Regions from separate parts of the Homo sapiens genome. Here region 2 is linked to region 1. A link is an interaction called in ENCODE POLR2A ChIA-PET data of the cell type or tissue named here. Cell type or tissue: A673. All regions are shown on one strand.

The links. Peaks named below come from ENCODE experiments on the same cell type or tissue, not always from the same donor. Only the 100,000 strongest peaks of a DNase experiment are listed, where the experiment ranks them.
Region 2: POLR2A ChIA-PET joins it to region 1 with 11 read pairs; 2 of 35 experiments call an interaction of 5 or more read pairs at or near these places.

What each region holds. Positions count from the first base shown.
Region 1 is chr6:131,008,041-131,010,540 of GRCh38, reverse strand. The region is part of intron 1 of EPB41L2 (erythrocyte membrane protein band 4.1 like 2); the gene reads left to right. Among named protein-coding and RNA genes, the nearest start is that of EPB41L2, 54 kb to the left of the region's middle. In A673, no CTCF peak of the experiment used is centred here; no DNase peak of the experiment used is centred here.
Region 2 is chr6:131,386,504-131,389,003 of GRCh38, reverse strand. All of the region lies in intron 3 of LOC105378005 (a long non-coding RNA gene), which reads left to right. Among named protein-coding and RNA genes, the nearest start is that of ARG1, 190 kb to the left of the region's middle. In A673, no CTCF peak of the experiment used is centred here; a DNase peak (open chromatin) is centred at 1,133; H3K27ac peaks cover 2,266 bases.

The DNA of each region.
Region 1 (2,500 bases):
CTTGGGAGGCTGAGACACGAGAATTACCTGAACCCAGGAGGCAGAGGTTGCAGTGAGCCGAGATTGCACCACTGTACTCCAGCCTGGGTGACAGTGTGAAACTGCGTTTCAAAAAAAAAAAAAAAATTAATTAATTCTTTATTTCTATCAGGAAGAAAGGAGTTGCAAAGCAATAGAAATGGCCCTTGATGTCCAGCAGTGATTGTACAATGACAGCACTCTTGTAGCACCTGGAATTCTGGGCAGTGCTTCTTACTCTGTCTTTGGGCAGACATGCTTCCTTAGCCTTCACTTCTACTGGCCCTTGAATTTGAAGAAACACAGCTCCATTTTACTCTGGGGTTTATATGCTTATGTGCATTAGTGTTACCATTAGTGACTTGGGTTAGAATAAATAGTAACTCTATAATGTAAATGTTTTGTTTTTGTTGAATTACATGAAAGCATTAATTAGACACTTGAATTCAATCTAGAGATAATTGTGGGAAAAGCTGTTTCTTTCAGCGAAAGGCCCACTAACAGAGCATTGGTGCTTATCACTTGTGGCCATGTCACTGGACTTGTCCCTGGCAAATTGAACATGCCTGATTGCACAGATGTTTGCATGGTTGAACAAATTATATTTGGACAATAAACTGTTAGGCCCATCAGTGATTACGGTGGCAGAACATAGTTGCATATGGACTGATTTGGTAAGAGAATTAAGAGAGAATATTACCAAACATTTTCATAAAAGGGGAGAAAACAAAAGCACTCTCTGAAAGTAAATTTTCCTGTATTTAATGGTTATGTGGCCTTCAACTTATTAATATTACTGGGGCAGATTTACCTTTTTTTTCTAAATGACTAGTTTGGTTTTTTTTTTTTGGTGGGGGTGGGTGACAGTTTGTTAAACAGAGTTTAGATTTTTCCTATTGGAGGATAGCTGTGGTTGGATTATGGCTGGGAATATGGGAACATCCAGTTACCAGTGTTACATCTTTTTAAGTCTATAATTTTTTTTTGCTTTATGTACAGGTGTGAAATATGTACAGGTACGAAATAAGTTTCTAAGAGCCTGGGAGTGTGGATTGAGTAGGGAATTCTCATAGGATTTCTGAGAATTGCTAAGGGTCTGTGTATTAGTCTGTTCTCATGCTGCTATGAACAAATACCCGAGACTGGGTAATTTATAAGGAAAAGAGGTTTAATTGACTCACAATTCCACATGGCTGGGGAGGCCTCAGGAAGCTTACAATCATGGTGGAAGGCAGCTCTTCACAGGGCAGCAGGAGAGTGAATGAGTGCCGACTGAAGGGGGAAAGCCCCTTATAAAACCATCAGACCTCGTGAGAACTCACTATCACAAGAACAGCTTGGGGAACTGCCCCTGTGATTCACTTAACTCCACCTGGCCCCACCCTTGACACATAGGGATTATTACAATTCAAGGTGAGATTGGAGTGGGGACACAGAGGCAAACCATATAATTCCAACCTGGTCCCTCCCAAATCTCATATCCTCACATTTCAAAACACAGTCATGTCCTTCCAACAATCCCCCAAAGTCTTAACTCATTCCAGCATTAATTTCAAAGTCCAAGTCCAAAGTCTTATCTGAGACAAGGCAAATCCCTTCGGCCTATGAGCCTGTAAAATCAAAAGCAAGTTAGTTAATCCTAGATAAAATGGGGGTACAGGCATTGGGTATTTACCATTCCAAACGGGAGAAATGACCAAAACAAAGGGGCTACAGGCCCCACCTAAGTTTGAAATCCAATAGGGCAGTAATTAAACTTTAAAGTTCCAAAACGATCTCCTTTGACTCCATGTCTCACATCCAGATCATGATGCAAGAGTTGGGCTCCCATGGCCTTGGGAAGTTCCACCCCTGTGGCTTTGCAGGGTACAGCCCCACTCCCGGCTGCTTTCATGGGCTTGCATTGAGTGTCTGTGGCTTTTCCAGGGACAAGGTGCAAGCTGTTGGTGAATCTACCGTTCTGGGGTCTGGAGGACAGTGGCTGTCTTCTCACAGCTTCACCATGCAGTGCCCCAGAGGGGACTCTGTGTGGGGTTCCAACCCTATATTTCCCTTCCGCACTGCCCTAGCAGAGGTTCTTTCTGAGAGCTCGACTTCTGCAGCAAACTTCTGCCTAGACATCCAGGTGTTTCCATACATCCTCTGAAATCTAGGTGGAAGTTCCCAAACCTCAATTTTTAACTTCTGCGCGCCCGCAGGGTCAACACCACGTGGATGCCACCAAGGCTTGGGGCTTGCACCTCTGAAGCAATGGCCTGAGCTGTACCTTGGCCCCTTTTAGCCACCACAGCTGGAGCTGAAGCAGCTGGGATGCAGGGCACATGTCCAGAGGCTGCACAGAGCAGGGGACCCTGGGCCCAGCCCACAAAACCATTTTTCCCTCCTAGGCCTCTGGGCCTGTGACGGGAAGCACCTGCTGTGAAGGTCTCTCACATACCCTGGAGACATTTTTCCCATTGTCTTGGGATTAACATTTGGCTCC
Region 2 (2,500 bases), 380 kb before region 1:
TAATTTCCTTGAAGCGTATGACTCATTTTGTCACTGTTCCACAATCCTATAAGGGGCATGTATAGTATGCAAGTGATGTGCTACATTCTGAAGAGAAAACAGGAATCAGGTACGGTCACCACCCTTGAGCAGCTCGCCACCCCACGGGGAGACAGATGTGTCTAACAGATTCAGAGCAGAGACAGCTGTGTCAAGATGGGAGGAGCACTGACCTGGGGCGACAGAGGTGACAGATGCCGAATCAGCCACGGAGCCACACAAGAGGGGTATTTACCCCATGTCTCCACAGACAATTAGACATCTTCCAGGACCGCATTGAACAGAAATAGGAACAGATTCATCTTTGGAGTCAGGAGGAAGGAAGGAAGGAAAGGATAGGCACTCACTGAGGTTAGCTTAGAAGTGGGGACCAGGGAAGAAAATGGATGGTGATTAGACCCGAGGACTTCTGTTTTCTCTGATGGATGAGGCGAGTTTATTCCTTGAGGAGGACAAGCACTATGCTGTGGAGTGCTCCCTAAGACCTGGGTGTGCTGTCAGCTGGTGGCTTTCAGTTCCCAGTCCCTGCTGGAAACCCCTACCCATGTCCATGGCATGCAATCTAATTCTACAAACAGGTACTAATGTGTTGGGCATAGTGTTTAGCTATATTAGGAAGCTGCTGTTCCTCTTCTTCCTTGTAAATTTCTACCATGGAAGCTATAGTTTGGCTTTCATGACAATGCTTAGATACACACTGTTCTCCAGGGGAGGGAGCCTGAAGTCAAATGAATTGCTGCGTGGATTTTGTAAATTCATAGCAGACCCAATTGCTTGGAAGCCATAGTACTTTTTATTTATAAAAGCCAGGCTTTTTTGAGAGAAAAAAATAAAAGAGCTTTTTTATTTTTTTTAAGGGGAAGGGGATATTATTTTTGGAATTCTAAGAGCTTAACTTTGAATATAGAGCCAAAGCCTGGAAAATTGAAAGCATGTATTTTGCAAATAAGCCACGGAAAAGGGAAAGATGACAAAATAGTTTTTGCCAGATGGCATCCTCCTCAGCACTTTCTCCACCCCCCTCATCCCCGCCCCACACACACACTCATACCATCAAAAAGAATATCAGGCAGGATGATGCAGAGTTTTGTAATTTACTTTAAGTGCCTCTTTTGTGCAAGGCTCTTGGGGAACAAAAGACAATTCCCTTTCAGAAAAGAATCATCTAATCTGGCGAGGGTGATAGACAGGACCTCTCCACAGACACGTGAGGAGTGTCATTTGTCTTCTTCATACTGGCCATGACTTTGCTGATTCCTGGCTCTGTGCTTGGACTTCCAGAGACCATACAGCCTCTGATAGGATCTTCTAGAAATTTCCATGCACCTTTGATGAATTTCCAGGATGATTAGAAAAGCAACTTTATAGTATAGGCAGGTTGTTAAGATCACCTAAATAAGCTTGCCAATGTTGGGGGTCAGAAACCAATATCCCAGAATCTGACACTTTTCCATGCTGAACTGAAGAAGCCTCAAGGTCTTTCTGACCTTCCCTCCCTCACTCTCTCTCCCAAAACACAGGATGCCTTTATCTGCCTAAAGCAACCCACCAAAAGGAACAATTGTTTTTGTTTTTTCTTCCTCTCCCTGTAAAACCAAGACTGTAACTGTTACAGTACATAGCTAGTCAAGCACAAGCGGGGTGGGAGAGGGCTCTCCTGACCAACCAGGAATTTCACACTGCCTCTCTAAAATGATAATTGATCAGAGCAAGTGCAGGGAGAGGCAATTTCCCAATAGACACAAACTTGAAATTGGTCATTGGCAGCTTCTAATAAAATCTCAGGAATTGGGCAACTGGGCTCAAGCATGCGCATAAAGAGACGAAATGGCAGCGTATGGCCTTCTGGGGGCATTCTACCAGAAAAGGGAAGAACACCACATGTGAGCATGCATACAACTGCAGTACACACACTGCTCATGTTCACCTCCCACGTGTTAGCAGGCCACCACGCATGGGGGCGGCCCACTCCAAGGAAAGAATCATGGGAAAAGGGATTCAAGACTCCAGAAGTATGCCAGCATATAAAACCCAAAAGTCAAAAGGTCAAATGCCACACTCGTCCTTCCAGTCACCTATGTGGGTCTCTTCCAAGTGTACTTTCCTTCCTTTTGTTCCTGTTCTTAAGTTTTTTTTTTCCTTCTTATTTATTTATTTATTATTATTATTTTTTGAGATAGTCTTACTCTGTCGCCCAGGCTGGAGTGCACTGGCACCATCTCAGCTCACTGCAACCTCCACCTCCCGGGTTCAAGCAATTCTCGTGCCTTAGCTTCCCAAGTAGCTGGGACTACAGGAGTGAGCCACCATGCCCAGCTAATTTTTGTATTTTTAGTAGAGACGAGGTTTCCCCATGTTGGCCAGGCTGGTCTCGATCTGACCTCAAGTGATCCACCCGCCTCGGCCTCCTAAAGTGCTGGGATTACAGATGTGAACCACCGCGCCTGGCCACTGCTCTAAA